2 separate regions of the Homo sapiens genome follow, and region 2 is linked to region 1. The links are chromatin contacts, found by Hi-C in ENCODE. All regions are on one chromosome and are shown on one strand. The core of a region is the stretch at or near the end of the contact, and the rest is flanking DNA. Distances in the headings are between cores, read along the strand shown.

Evidence for each region. A loop is a pair of places that touch in the nucleus more often than their neighbours do. Pooled maps may share reads with other maps.
Region 2: a loop to region 1 is called in a map of posterior vena cava, with 3 times the contacts of the local background. The contact joins two enhancer-like sites. A Hi-C loop is called at or near these places in 1 of 168 maps with a recorded cell type or tissue (posterior vena cava) and 7 of 50 pooled maps.

What each region holds. Positions count from the first base shown.
Region 1 is chr11:68,776,258-68,784,054 of GRCh38, reverse strand. CPT1A (carnitine palmitoyltransferase 1A) reads left to right here. Exons shown (of 19, transcript NM_001876.4): 11 at 2,096-2,284; 12 at 3,310-3,415. Among named protein-coding and RNA genes, the nearest start is that of TESMIN, 29 kb to the right of the region's middle. RefSeq lists an enhancer at 1,289-2,488. Within about 2 kb of position 2,999, at least 2 of the 41 ENCODE cell types and tissues checked have a DNase peak (open chromatin) inside an H3K27ac peak, as active enhancers do.
Region 2 is chr11:69,085,780-69,093,576 of GRCh38, reverse strand. It overlaps TPCN2 (two pore segment channel 2), which reads right to left. Exons shown (of 25, transcript NM_139075.4): 22 at 7,647-7,729; 23 at 6,973-7,054; 24 at 6,371-6,465; 25 at 2,980-5,702. The coding sequence ends at 5,624. Among named protein-coding and RNA genes, the nearest start is that of MIR3164, 6.5 kb to the right of the region's middle. RefSeq lists a silencer at 4,685-4,824 and enhancers at 6,991-7,490, 7,491-7,797. Within about 2 kb of position 5,961, at least 9 of the 41 ENCODE cell types and tissues checked have a DNase peak (open chromatin) inside an H3K27ac peak, as active enhancers do.

The DNA of each region.
Region 1 (7,797 bases), core at 1,750-4,249:
CCCATCTCTACCAAAAAATTAGCCAGGCTTGGTGGTGCGTGCCTGTAGTCCAAGCTATTCAGGAGGCTAAGGCAGGAGGATTGCTTGAGCCCAGGAAGTTGAGGTTGCAGTAAGCCATGATCAAGGCACTGCACTCCAGCCTGGGTGACAGAGTGAGACTGTGTCTCAAAACATAAAAAAGAAAGCGAATCAGCCCGAGCTTGGTTTTCTCGCAGGTGTGGTGTGTATTGTATAGGAGGGTTTCTCACCTCAGAGCTGTGCACACTCAGGGCCGGGTACCTCTTTGTGGGGGGCACTGCCCTGTGTAGCGTTGGATGCTGAGCAGCAGCCCTGGCCTCTGCCCACCGACTGCCAGCAGCAACCTGTGTGACAACCAGAAGTGTCGCAGACATTGCCCAGCATCAGGGGGACACTGTTGTCCCCAGCTGAGAGCTGCTGCGTTCCAGCAGTGTGACAACTGCTACGCTATCGCTGGGAGTAAGGCGGGAGGGGCAGGTGTTGGGGCCCCTTCTGCAAAGATCAGGAGAGGTTCTGTGCTGCGTGGAGGGGCCGCAGGTGGGCTGTGTCTTGCAGAGGGTGGGAGCAGACCAGGAGGACAGTGGGTGTCCAGGGGGTGGAGCCGCATGCCCCGGGGTAGCAGAGCAGGCAGGAGCCGTGGAGTGGGCTGGGCAGCTGGGCCACGGTGCCAAGCTGGGGAGGGTCCCAGGCACCCAATCATATTTGAGCTTGATTCTGCAACTGGGTGCCGCTTCAGGTGGTGTAGGGTGGGGTGGGGCCGGGGGTGCATGAGTAGGTTAATGTGGGAGATTCTTCTGGTTGGGCAGGGAGGAGGGGCCCTGGACACAGGGATGCTTTTCGGTGGCCCAAGTAGTGAGGGCCTGAAAGAGGGCCAGGCCTGGGAGCAGGAGCGGGATGGAGGAGGATGTGTGCGGGCAAGCCGGCGTTGTTCGGTATCTGCTGTGGTGTTGACAAGGCTGGAAAGAGCGGCGGCAGGAGATGCATCTCGGGTGAAGATGCGCTCATCCGATGCCCTCCTCTCAGAGCCTGGAATCCCCAGCGGAGGAGACGTGGGGAGCCTGAGCCGGCGCCGCGGGGCCTGGGCTCCCTGTGGGTCTGTAGGCGCCTCGGTCCCGATGCCCCCTCTGGATAGGGCCAGATCAGCATCTTACCCATGGGAGTCATTCACAGGAAGGGCTCCGTACGTGCCGGCCACCGTCAGCGTCACCTTTGTTCCCCGAGCGGGGTGCACTGAGGCCTAGCGTGTTTCTAGGCTTATTCGCCCTGCGGGCCGCCATAGCCAAGCACTCCTAGAGAGAAGAAGGTGGGGAGAGAGCCAGATGGCCCCGATCTGGAAGGGTGGGCAGTGGCAGAGGGTCCTGGAGGAGCTGGAGTGAGAGGGACCCGGGAGCACTCGAGGAAGCCCAGCTGGTGGGTCTTCCAAGAAGGAAGTGGGCATCACACCAGTTCTGTGTATTCAAATAAGACGGGCACGGAGACCTCCTTGTGGAGGGGTCACATGGGCATCTGTGGAATGCACCTGGGGGCTGATGGCCTGGGTTCCGACTCTGCCTCAAAATAGCTGTGACCTAATCTTTCCGTGCTTCAGTTTTCTCATCTGAAAAATAGGTACAGTAGCATTGAGAAGATCAGTAAGTTGGTACACAGAAAAGGTTTGGAGCAGAGCCTGGCATGAGGGACGCACTCTTACGCACTTACTGTGACCTGGGCTGCCGGAACTTACCTAGGGTGGTTCCTGTAGAGGGGAGGGAGGGTGTGTCAGGGAGCGTGGAACAGGGTGATCTGGGTCTGCTGCTTCCTGGCGGCTTTGCCCACGGGGCCAGCCTGCAATCTGGCCGTTCATTTAGTCAGCATTTATTGAACAAAAAATACCCACCGCTCCCCATGCTGTGGTCTGGAGACCAGGAGCAGGTGAGAGTCCTTCCAGCAAACAGTCTCAGATGGGGAACATCATCAACATGGAGTTTTCCTTCGAGAAATTCTGAAAAACTGCAAAGGTTTGATTGTGTCATTTCAAACATCACGCTCCATCGCTGCAGGTCGGGCTGCCTTTAATCGTATTTCATCTTCACTGCAGAGTTCCCTGGGCCAGGTGTCGTCAGGCCTATTTTGGACGTGGGAAAAATAAGCAGTCTCTTGATGCTGTGGAGAAAGCAGCGTTCTTTGTGACGTTAGATGAAACTGAAGAAGGATACAGAAGTGAAGACCCGGATACGTCAATGGACAGCTACGCCAAATCTCTACTACACGGCCGATGTTACGACAGGTACCGTCCTTACCTTCTGAGAGACAGGAGTTTGCCCATGAGCTTGGAAGAAATACCCTGTGTGCCTGACACTCACCCCTAAGTATCTATAATGCTAAGAAAGAAGGTGGCATAAAAATATAACCTTCAGTTTTATTTTATTTTATTTTTTGAAATGGAGTCTTGCTCTGTCACCCAGGCTGGAGTGCAGTGGCTTGATCTCGGCTCACTGCAACCTCCACCTCCCAGGTTCAAGCGATTCTCCTCCTTCAGCCTCCCAAGTAGCTGGGATTACAGGCGTGTGCCACCACGCCTGGCTAATTTTTGTATTTTTAGTAGAGACAGGATTTCACCATGTTGGCCAGGCTGGTTATGAACTCCTGATCTCAAGTGATCCACCCACCTCAGCCTCTCAAAGTGCTGAGATTACAGATGTGAGCCACTGCGCCTGGCCAACCTTCAGTTTTCTTCCCTCTGCCAAAACTATCACACATACACAGCCTGAGCTGCAAATCTGAGATTCTTCCCTCCTCTGTGCATGACCACCTTTGTTTGGAGATGCTCATGAGATGCAGGGCTGCCAGGTCCCTGGACTCAGGCAGGGGAGAGTGGCAAACAGGGCTAGGCACAGGGTTAGGCCAGGGTGTTGGCATGTGGCTATCTCAAGTCCTCTTTTTCTTATCTGTAAAGTGTTGGCCAGCCCCGCCCCCTGCAGGGTGGAGCCAAGGATTGGCTGATGAAGGGGTCATGTGCCCACGGGAAGAGCCTCCCACCTCTCCCCAGTTGCCTTGCGATAACAACAGGTCCTGACTTCAGGCTGCCAGGATATAAGCGCTCATCTTTGTGTCTGGGACAGGGAAGAAATGAGTGATTCAGTGTCCTGTTTGTACTTTCACCCTCACTCCACAGAGACTGAGTGTCTGCTCACTGTTAGAGGGACAGGTGCAAAGTGAATTAGTCCATCCAGGATGAAGCAGAGAGGTGCAATGTCTCCTCATTGTTGCCTCTTTAAACACTTAAGTTCCACACATGTGTGTTTCACGTAGGTGGTTTGACAAGTCGTTCACGTTTGTTGTCTTCAAAAACGGGAAGATGGGCCTCAACGCTGAACACTCCTGGGCAGATGCGCCGATCGTGGCCCACCTTTGGGAGGTGAGTTTTCACACTTTTCACTTGAATGTGGAAGTTGCTTTTGAAAATCCAAACCTGGCCAGGCGCAGTGGCGCACACCTGTAATCCCAGCACTTTGGGAGGCCGAGGCGGGCAGATCACCTGAGGTCAGGAGTTCAAGACCAGCCTGGCCAACATGGTGAAACCCCGTCTCTACTAAAAATACAAAAATTAGCCGGGCATGGTGGTGCATGCCTGTAGCCCCAGCTACTTGGGAGGCTGAGGCAGAAGAAATCGATTGAACCCGGGAGACAGAGGTTGCAGTGAGCCGAGATCGTGCCACTGCACTCCGGCCTGGGCGACAGAGCGAGACTCTGTCTCAAAAAGAAAAAACAAAAAAGATAATCCAAACCCCACAGTCAATTTAGTTTTGTAATATTTGCGTGATTATAGAATATGAATTTTTCACTTGTACTAGTAATGCACATGAAGTTAAATCACTAGATTAAAGGCATCCCTGTCTTCCTTTCCCATAACTTAGGTCCCTTGAACAGCAGTGCATCTCCTGCCATCTCCTTAGGGAACAAAAGAGTGAAATGGCAGTTGACTCTCAGGCCGCAGCTTCACAGCAGAAGTGAAGCTCGGTTTTTCCTGGAATAAACTATCCCTTATGTGCTGGATTTCCTAGTGTTTCCTACCTACCGCATTTTTTAGGCCAAATAGAAGCAAGCATGTGAAAATCTGGGTTTATAAACATGCAGCGTGTCTTTTACCTAAGACATCATTTTAATTCTTAAAATTACCAGGTTATTTGAAAACCACAAACCCCTGTCCCCCTGCCTGCACCTGTGGATTGGCCTCTACCATTGTTTTTTTTTTTTTTTTTGAGACAGGGTCTTACTCTGTCACCCAGACTGGAGTGCAGTGGCACAATCATAGCTCACTGTAGCCTTGACCGCCCAGGCTCAAGACATTCTCCCACCCCAGCCTCCCAAGTAGCTGGGACTACAGGTGTGTGCCACCATGCCCAGCTAATTTTTGTATTTTTTGTAGAAACAAGGTTTCCCCATGTTGCCCAGGCTGGTCTTGAACTCCTGGGCACAGGGGATCTGCCTGCCTGGGCCTCCCAAAGTGCTGGGATTACAGATGGGAGCCACCACACTCAGCCTTTTTTTTTTTTTTTTTTTTTTAATAATTCGTTACTCTGAACTGTTTGACCTGTTCCGTGTTTGGCATGAGAAATTAAATGAAAGTTTTGTTTCCTTAACTCACCGGTCAGGTTCTTGTTTAAAGTTGCTAAATTCTAGGATCATCATCCGTAGACTTGACACAGAAAATACTGTGGTCACTTGTTGTGATGAGACTTGAGATCTTTTTCTTTTAAAGCAACAAGCCCCTTTGAGATTCACATTGACTATAAAGACCATCTTTTTGCAGTGTTTTAAATTTTCCTGCTGGCCTAATAAATGAAGTGGAATAAAATGACCTGAAAGTCACGGCGTGTGTGGGAGACAGGGCCCAGCTGCAGGCTGAGCACCTCGCTGTTCTTGATAGGGCATGGAGCCGGGTTTGTGTGTCTGAAATTAGAAATTAGTAGTGGCCAGGCGCGGTGGCTCACGCCTGTAATCCCAGCCCTTTGGGAGGCCGAGGCAGGCGGATCACGAGGTCAGGAGAACGAGACCATCCTGGCTAACACGGTGAAACCCCGTCTCTACTAAAAATACAAAAATTAGCCGGGCGTGGTGGCTGGCACCTGTAGTCCCAGCTACTCAGGAGGCTGAGGCAGGAGAATGGCGTGAACCCGGGAGGCAGAGCTTGCAGTGAGCCGAGATCACGCCACTGCACTCCAGCCTGGACGAAAGAGTGAGACTCCATCTCAAAAAAAAAAGAAAGAAATTAGTAGTAAACTTGTGAAGACATCATAATGTATGACCTTCTTTTTTCTTTAAACTTCTGTGAATGTTTTGAATTTTGACTTTTTTTTTTGAGATGGCGTCTTGTTCTGTCACCCAGGCTGGTGTGCAGTGGTGCGATTTCAGCTCACTGCCACCTCTGCCTCCCCGGTTCAAGTGATTCTCCTGCCTCAGCCTCCCGAGTAGCTGGGATTATAGGCACATGCCACCATGCCCGGATAATTTTTATATATATATAAACCTGACCTCAAGTGATCCACCCGCCTTGGCCTCTCAAAGTGCTGGGATTATGGCATGAGCCACCACGCCTGGCCTTGACGTTTCTTTTTATAATATTGTGTCTGTCTATTTTTCCCCCAAGAGATAAACAAATTCTGGTGCCAGTTTTTTCTTGCAAAGTCTTCGCACTCACTCTCCTCTCTGCCTGGAAGGCTTTTCCCCCTGGCTTCCCCTGGCTCCTGGCCCCGTCAGGTCTTCCTTAGGTCTCAGCTGACCTCACTTCCCCTAGGAATGGCACTGCCCTGCTACCCTCTCCCAAGACTAGGTTAGGGGCTCCTGTCTCATCTTCCTCTACCTCTTTTAATTGTCTTACTTCTGGTTGGAGTCTTGGCAAAACCTCCAGCCACTCCTTCAGCCAAGGGAGGTTTTCTATGTAGGAAAAAGGATAAAAAGGAAAAAAAAAAACATAGTGCTCTAGGCTTTAAGACACCAGTATGACCCTAGGACATTAATACCTGATAAAAAGCAGCCAATATTAAAAGGGCTTTTCACCACCACCAGGGTTCTTTGGCGATGTCGACAAAAGCTGAGAGAGCCTTTTAGCTACAGAGCGCATTGAAGATCAAGCTGCCTTCAGTGTCTCTGGACGTAGCAAGAAGGCACGCTTTAATAAATCTCTGCACAGCATAATAGCCCGGGCTTGTTATACCCCAGGCCAAGGACTTCCCGAGTCCTATATGCCTAAGAGCTGTTGTTTGGCAAAAGAAAAAGAGTCGGGACCATAGGCAGCTGGATCACACAGGGTACATTTATCAAGTAGAGAAATCTACTGGATATTTACAAGATCAGGCTTGTTTTTTAAAGTTCTCTGGATAAGGATAAAGGGATTTTATCTTAGACCAGGGTGGGCACGTAGAAGTAGTGGTGTTTAGTTGTTAGCGTCCAGCAGACAGGATGGCCTGACTCCAGGGACCCCTGGCTGGGGGCTTATGTGATCCATACACAGATGGGGACTGACCTAGTCTCACATGGGGGCCCAGTGCAGTCCCTTAAAGACAGATCTAGTCAAACTTGAGTCTGTTTGTTCTTGTTCTTGTTCTATTTTTATTTTTTATTTTTTGAGACAGGGTCTTGCTCTGCCACCCAGGCTGGAGGGCAGTGGTGCAATCTCAGCTCACTGCAACCTCCAACTCCTGGGTTCAAGTAATTTTCCCACCTCAGCCTCCCGAGTAGCTGGGACCACAGGTGTGCGCCACCACGCCCAGCTGATTTTTGTATTTTTTGTAGAGACGGGGTTTTGCCACATTGCCCAGGCTGGTCTCGAACTCCTGGCTTCAAACAATCTGCCTGCCTCAGCCTCCCAACATGCTGGGATTACTAACATGAGCCACCACACCCGGTCTTGCTCTTGATTTATTTCTGATGTTTCTGTGTCAGGCTCTTCTGGAGCTCTGACCCAGAGCAGGTGGAACCTGATCAAGTCTGTTCGTTCGCTGGCTCAGGTCAGCCTGGATTGTGACCCCCACGTATTAGCGGCACCTTCCACCCGCCCCGCCGCCTCGCCAGCCGACAGTCACCCCGACCTTGTGTTGTTGTTTTTACCTCCCTCACTAGAATGTAAGCTTCCTGAGCACAGGGATTCCTCTTTTAAAAAAACTTAATTTTTTTAGTTGAGATATAAGTCACATACCTTAAAATCCACCCTTTAAAAGTGTACAATTCAGTGGTTTTTAGTATATTCACGAGGTGCTTGTGCAACAGTCACTGCTTAGCCTCCCGAGTAGCTGGGATTACAGGCGTGCATCGCCACACCCACCTAATTTTTGTATTTTTGGTAGAGGCGGGGTTTCCCCTTGTTGGCCAGCTTGGTCTCGAACTCCTGACCTAAAGTGATCTACCCGCCTTGGCCTCCCAAAGTGCTAGGATTACAGTCGTGAGTCACAGAGCCCAGCCTAATTCTGTACTATTTTTATCACCTCCAAAAGAAATCCCTCATTCCTTTCTCCCCCAGGTTCCTGATGACCACTAATCTTTCTGTGTGTATGTATGTGCCTATTTTGGACATCTTATATAGATAGAATCATACAATATGTGGTCTTCTATGTCTGGCTTCTTTTTTCTTTTCTTTCGCTTTCTTTTCTTTCTTTTCTAGAGACAGGGTCTTGCTCTGTCGCTCAGGCTGGAGTGCAGTGGCACAGTCATGACTCATTGAAACCATGACCTCCTGGGCTCAGGTGATCTTCCCACCTCAGCCTCCTCAGTAACTGGGACTACAGCCATGTGCCACCACAC
Region 2 (7,797 bases), core at 4,712-7,211, 310 kb before region 1:
CTCAGCACTGACCAGACCATAGGCTTCTGGGAGTCTTGTGTTGAAGTAATCTCAGCACTGACTGGACCACAGGCTTCAGGCTGTCTTGTGTTGAAGTAACCTCATCACTGATGTATGCGTGCCTACATGGTATGTTGTTTAACCTTGCTTTTGAATTTTACATGAATAATACCGTGCCGTGTGGAGACTTCTGGAACTTGTTCACCCAACATTATGTTTCTAAGATTCTTCCAGGTAGCTCTTTGCAGCTGGAGTTCATTCATGTTCACGGCCGTGTAATACTCCACTGTCACCAAGCTGCAGCGTACCTGTCATTCTGTTGAGGACGTTTCAGCTGGCAGATGTGTTGCTAGTACTGATACTGCTCTTAGGATCACTCTGCCGACCGTCTTCCAGTGCACACGGGCAGCAGTTTCTCTTGTGAGTGTATCTAGCAGAGAATTACCAAGGTATGTCCTATTCAATTGCAAGAAATGACACCAAACAATTTTCCAAAGAGGTTGTTTCAGCTTAGCTTGACTCTTCAGAATAAACATGTAAGTACTAACAATTAAGATGGTCCAACCTCTTCCATTTTGACCATGGAGTGAGTGAAATGTTGTGTTTCAGTTTCATTTTGCATATTCCTAATAACTAGTAAGACGGAGCAACTTTTGACATAGCTATGGAACCCGGGTGTTTGCTTTTCTGTGAAAAGCCCAACTTTCTACTGCTTTGTCTTTTTCTTCCTAATTTGTAGGTACTCTTTATGTGGTCTGGATATAAGTTCTTAGTTGTTCTCAGTTACCAAAATCTTCTCCCAGTGTGTGGCTTGCCTATTTTATGGCCTTTTTTAAAGAAAGAAGTTCTTAATTTAAATATATTGAGTTCATCTTCTAAACGTTCTAAAACTTGCTTTTCACACTTAAGCCCGCCTCCAGTCGGTATGTACTTTTGTGTTAGGTGTGAAACAGGGAACTTATTTCTTTCTTTTCCCACCTGGGCTGGAATTTCTGGCAGCATTTATTAAATAACAATCCCTTCCCTGCGGGTTTGCTGCCATCCGTCGCAGTTCCGCATTTGTGCAGGGCTCCCGGGCTCTCTCCCCTTAGCCGATCCGCCCCTTGCGCCGGTGTGCGGGGCTCCCGGGCTCTCTCCCCTTAGTAGATTCGCCCTTGCGCCGGTGTGCGGGGCTCCCGGGCTCTCTCCCCTTAGCCGATTAGCTCCTGCACCAGGACCACACTGCTGTGGCTGCTGTCCCAGCAATGTAAGTCAGGAATAATGGAGCAGCAATTCCCTCAACTGGATTCTCCCACAGAAAGGATTTTTGCTCTTGTTTTTGTACTTTCATGTTAATTTTTCAATCAACTTATCAAATTTTGTGGGAAAAAAATGGCATTATGTTTAGAATTATAATGAATGTATGGATGAAATTGGAGAAGGCTGACATTTTTACAATATCAATTCTTTTTGACCATGAAGATAGAAAAACTGTGGTGGCCAGAATTCCAAGATGACCCCAGTGATCCTTACCCTTACATAATCTCCTCCCGTGAATAAGTCACTCCCGGAATTGGGATATGTTAGGTGGCACACAGGACTTTTAAGGATGGGCAGTTGTCCTGGTGGGTCTGACCTAATCAGGTGAAACTGTAAACCACACAGGCTTTTCCTAGAGATTCAAAGGGTGAGTGGGAGTCAATGTGAGGCAGCTTCTTTGTTGCTGACTTTGAAGATGGAGGGGACCCTATGGCAAGGAATGTGGGTGGCCTCTAGTCCCTAAGAGCAGCCCCTGGCTGACAGCCAGCAGGAAACGGACATCAGCCCAACACCTGCAAGCAACTGCATTTGGCCAACAACCCAAGTGAGTATGGGAGCAGACTCTTCCCCGGAGCTCCCAGAAGGAACCCAGCCCACTGACACCCCAATTTCTGCTGAACGGAGGACCTACCAAGCCGTGCCTGGATGTCTGACCTGCAGCTTGGAGCTAAGAAATGAGGTTGTGATAAGCTACCAAGTATGTGGGGACTTGTTACACAGCAACAGAAAACTACATAGTCTCAATTTACTTGTATCTACAGTCATGGGCTTTAATGAAGTTTTATAGTTTTCTGTATATAGGCCTTGAATATCTTTCCTTCCATTTATTTTTAGAAACTTTAAGAATTTTTAATCTTATTTAAATATCTTTTAAAAAATGAATATAACTGAATCCTTGAATATAATTTATAAGCTTATTGCTAGTGTCTAGAAAAGCAATTGATTTCAGTATATAATCTCAGGGCAGGCCAGGTGCAGTGACTCACACCTGTAATCTCAGCACTTTGGGAGGCCAAGGTGGGAGGATCACTTGAGCCTAGGAATTCAAGAATAGCCTGGGCAACATAGAGATACTCCATCTCTACAAGAAATAAAACAATTAGCCAGACCTGGTGGCATGTGCCTGTAGTTACAGCTACTCAGGAGGCCAAGGTAGGAGGACTGCTTGAGCCCACAAGTTGGAGGCTGCAGTGAGCCATGATCACACCACTGCACTCCAGCCTGGGTAACAGAGCAAGACCCTAAAATAAATAAATGAATAAGTAATAAAGTAAAAACTTTTTAAATCTCATAGCAAACAACTGTGCTGAATTCTTTTTTTTTTTTTTTTTTTTTTTTGAGACGGAGTCTCGCTCTGTCGCCCAGGCTGGACTGCGGACTGCAGTGGCGCAATCTCGGCTCACTGCAAGCTCCGCTTCCCGGGTTCACGCCATTCTCCTGCCTCAGCCTCCCCAGTAGCTGGGACTACAGGCGCCCGCCACTGCGCCCGGCTAATTTTTTGTATTTTTAGTAGAGACGGGGTTTCACCTTGTTAGCCAGGATGGTCTCGATCTCCTGACCTCATGATCCACCCGCCTCGGCCTCCCAAAGTGCTGGGTGAATTCTTACTATTCTTAATAATTTTGGCTTTTCTATGTAGACATCATATTTGAGAATAAAGCATTACGTTTCTTCTATTGCTGTTTTTATGTACTTACATATTTATTGCATCTTAATGAGGCAGGACCCTCAGCAGCATGTAGATTTTGCTGTTGCTGATTGTAAAGGCCCTGACAGTGACAACTTCCATTTGGAAAGCTGTTTGCTGAAGGTTTTGGCAGCAGGGCGTCCACACAAGAGGGGTACACAGTGTGGGAGTCAAAGCCCCAGTCGGATGAGCAGGGCATCTCTGTGGGGAGTGGGTGGCAGTGATGGGAGGCTGGGGACATGCAGGAAAACTGACCCAATAATAGATTAAGGAGAATGAGAACCATTCCCAGAAAGGGCCTTACAGCTATGGAAAGAGAGAAAAACTGGAACGTACCCTGTGGTGCTGGGCTAAAATCGGAGGTATTAGTATCATTCCCAGCTGTGAATAGATGAGACAGAGAGAGAGATGGAAGTACGTGCACATATCCTCTAGCTCTGTCCACTAAGAGCTCCCGGGTGCAGCAATCTGCAACAGCCAGGAGCACGCCTCGCACCCACATCCTGGTTCCTGATGCTACTCTCCATTCAAAAGAACAGGTCTTCTTAGAGCTGCAGCTCACTCCAATAAATGAAAGAGAAAGGGGCAGGCAAGTATAAAATAAGGCTTGAACATCTTTTTGCACCAGAAAGTAAAGAAACAGCTAAAGAACTGTAGGTACATAACAAAAAAAACACAAAAGGCAGAAGAAGGGGCTCCCACGGGCCAAACAAGCAGGACCTGAGCCTGAGAGTAAATGTCATAACAGACCACAGCCCTGAATACAAGAAGGGACCAGGATCCACACAGGTGGGAGCAAGGAAGGAAGGAAAAAGTAAAGGCAGTTTGACAGGGATGGGATATTGGCATCGCTTCACACTACCTCCCCACTCATTCATTACAAAGGGGTCGTTCACTGGGCAGTGGAGAAGCTGACCAGGGCCACCTTCACCAAGCAACAAGAGAGAACACCAGCAGGAGGCTAACTGCATTGGGCAGCCCCTGCCAGGAGGCAGTGTCCATCCTGTGACACTCCTAGACGAAACGCAGACCCAGAACCTACCACAAGGAAACGTCACATGAACACAACCTGGGAGCCATGGGCTTATCTCCAGAAGTGCCAAGGTCGTCTAAGCCCAGGGAGACGGAGCCACCGTCCAGGCGGATTAAGTCGCCATGACCACAAAGCCACGTGCGACTCACTCCTGACATGAATGCGGGTTGGACGCCGTCCCAAAGCACAGAGGGTGCAGGGCCAGAACGGCAACCACTCAAGTGACTCAGAAGGAAGCTTCTCTTTACTGTGCTTACAACTTTTCTCCAAGTTTGCGGTGGTTTCCATATTGTTATTGTTATTGTTATTGTTATTATTCAACACGAGTAAAAAGAAACTCATGACCTTCTCCTTGGACTCGCTCCTCTCCCCAATCTCGATACCGACTGCACTGTTGTTCGGGTCGCCCCCTCCCCCACCATCCCACAGGGGCTATGGCGTGGGCTCAGCACCTCTGAAGGAAAAGCAGATGAAAGAACTTGTGCCTCCCAGGCGAGAATGCACAGTGCAGGGGCAACCCTGGCAGGGCCCATCCCTTCCTGGTCCCGCTGAGCTCGGGCACAGACCGGGCACCAGGCTCGGTGTGGAGTGTGATGGGGAGTGGTGTCCCCGGAGTTGTTTCTGGGAGTTGCTGGGTCCACCTTACCTTAAATGTAGTCAACCAAGTCCCATCCCACCACTAGATGGCACCCAAACCTCAGCAGAAAGGGGGCGTGGGTTGGCCCCTGAAGTGAGAAAACCATTGGTCAATCTGGACCTGGCGTGCTTCAGGTGACAACAAGGCTTTCCACACACTGCTCGCTCGCCCCACCTCCCCACCCCAGGCCCCCTGCCACACACCTGAAGACACAGGAAATAAGGTCACCCATTGGCTTATACATGCCTTTGAGCAAAACAGAAAAGGTGCCCCTCACTGCAGGTAGACAGCCCCCCGCCAGGATACACCTCACAGCCATGTGCCCTTGTGCAATGCACAACCCAAGCAACCTTACTCAACAACCCTACTCCAGAGAAGCAGGACTAGAACTGTGCTGAAGTGAAGAATGACAATCCCATTCTTTGCAAGACTTATTGATGAAAATAACTGGCAATCAGAACCCTAAAGAAACACACCCAGTCACACTCATACAAGCCATGAAATAATAAAACACAGTCAAGGTTCTCTCCATGTCAAACCACCAGCATCCCCACCTGAATGCCCCGGAAGTCTGACGGTTAACCTGTGCAGGCCCTGGTCAGGCCTGTGGTCCCCAAGGGCTGCCGGCAGCAAAGGCACCACGGAAGCTGCAGGGGACAGGGGAGGCCGCTGCTTCTTGCATTTTTGTCTGAAAGGTCCCTGTGGAGTCGACGAGGGAATTCTCACTGAAGCAGCTATAAAAGAAAGCGGAGGGCACGGCGCCTCCCTGAAGCACCAGCAGCTGTTCTGTAGATGGTTGTTGGGCCACACGCAAAGGACTTGGTTCCTGTCCCCAGCTTAGTGGTCCGTCAGAGGAAAGGTCTCTTCCTGCCTGGCTGGCCACAGCATGGCCGCCTCTTCCATGACGGGCACCTGTGTAGGCCAGCCTCTCTCTCCTGCCGCCCCTGCTGGGACGGCAGCCCGGACGTCACCTGCACAGCCACAGGTGCGGGTGCTGGCTCAGCCTCTCTGTGAGCTCATCCTCCCCGGGCTCCTCCAGAATATCCCTGTGGAATTGAGGAAAGATGCACACAGGGGCCTCTAAAGGAGGGAGACCCTGGCCTGCCCACAAGAACAAGGGAGCAGAGCTTAGCAACACATGCGAAGTGAGTGTCACAGGGACACAGAGACACGGGGACTCAGATGAGCCTCAGGATGGATGTAGCCACTAGAAATATCTACACGGCATTCTTAAAAGCCCAGGGGCCACGTCTTCCCACTGGCTGGCAGGACCGCAGGGCTTGGCTGCAGCAACTCGGCAGCCCCTGGTGGAAGGCACAGAGGCCCCACAGCAGGGCTGCCTCTGGGTGGTCACTTTTCTGGACTAGCAGAGGAACCATCTCAAAGCTGCCAGGAGAAGAGATGGGTGCGTTTTCCTCAGGTCCCTTGTTTACATCCAACAGGATCCAATGGACCCTGAAGGATGGTGCCTTAAATATGCCCAATCCAAGAGCAGGAGAGCAGGACAAAGGCTATGACGCCAGTGGCAGGAAGAAGAAGCCGCCCCGATCCCGGCTCTGAGCTGCTCTCCTAGAGCACAGGACCAAAGCCAGATAACCGGGCGGAGGGGGAGGACAGTCATCAGGGCCTGCCCGCCGCCTCAACCCCTCCACCCCCCAGCTCTTGGCTTCCCATCCCAGGGGGCCAGACAGAAGCGCCTTCCCCACCCACACACCTGAACAGGAGCTCCACAGTCATCTGGTAGGTGGCCTCTGGGGTCCCAGCAAGGGGCTGCAGGTGGCTGCGGGGGTCCCACTTGTGAAGGAAGTTCTGGCAAGCAGGAGGAGTGGCCAGTGAGTGTGGGCCCCGAATGAAAGCAGCCTTGCCCCATCCCCGGCCCCTCCAGGGTCAGCCACAGGGCACCCGCTGAGGGGGCTGAGCCATTCACCCTGGACACCCAGGCACAGGCCCCACGAGGCTGCTGGCTCCTCCTGGAGCCAATGTCCAAGTCCCTCCTTCAGCCCGACCTGGGGGCCTGAGAATCCCCACAGCCCAGATGTCAGGAGCACCCCCCAAGGCCCCAGCAGCCCAGATGTCAGGAGCACCCCCCAAGGCCCCAGCAGCCCAGATGTCAGGAGCACTCCCCAAGGCCCCAGCAGCCAGGGCGGGCAGCACTGAGCCCCACGGGAGGGGCTCAGCCTCACTCAGGACCCGCCTAACCCAGCACGACTCTCCCATCAAAGTTCCAGGCAGGCCCGGCCGGTGGCCTCAGGCCCATCGAGAGTGAATTAGAAACAAACGACCATGGAGAACAGCCTGGGTGGGGATCTCTGATACCTCCAGAATCAGGGCCAGAAACAGGTTGACCCAGATGACAGACGACACCAGCCACCACAATACAAAATAGATCTTGGACCACCTGCGGAGGACAGAGACCCACCCTGTGAACCACGATGAGCAAAGCAAGAGCACTCGATACAAACACCACTGCTGCGTGGCCAGGACAGCTCTCGGGCAGCCGGCCCACACACACCATGATGCAGAGCGCGTTACTATTTCCATCTCAGAAACAACCCAACTGAGGCCTAGAAACGTGCAACAAGCTGCCGAGGTAGCTAAGCCAGCAGGAGGCGGTGCTGGGATTAAAACCCAGGACCATCAGCTGGGGCCAGTCTGAGCTCTTCAAGCTCAGAGCTGAACTATCTCGTTCACTCAGCCTTCCCGGGGCTCCCCCACCCCCATGGAATTCCTCAGAAGCCCCAAACACACCAACGACCTCCAGGAGGTGTAAACCCAGAGTCACTGGCCACCATCCTGAGAGTCACGATGTGGCTATGCAGGGGGCAGGGACAAGGCAAGCCAGGATGCCACGCTGGCCGACTTCCCTGTCAAGGCCCGAGTCCCCGTCCCAGCCACGCTCCGGGCGTCCAGTGCAGATGCAGCGTGCCCGGAGGTGAGGGAACCCCCAGGCTGCACGGAGAATCACTGCCGTCAGGGAGACGAGGACTCACGGGCCTGAGTAGCGCCGATATGCATCCAGAAACACCTGCCAGTTGTTCACCACCATCAAGTTCCACAGAGTGACCAGGGCAGCCTGCGGGGGCAGAGACCAGCGGTCCAGGAGGGCCCAGGAGGTAGGGAGGGGAGGAGCCCGGGGAGCAG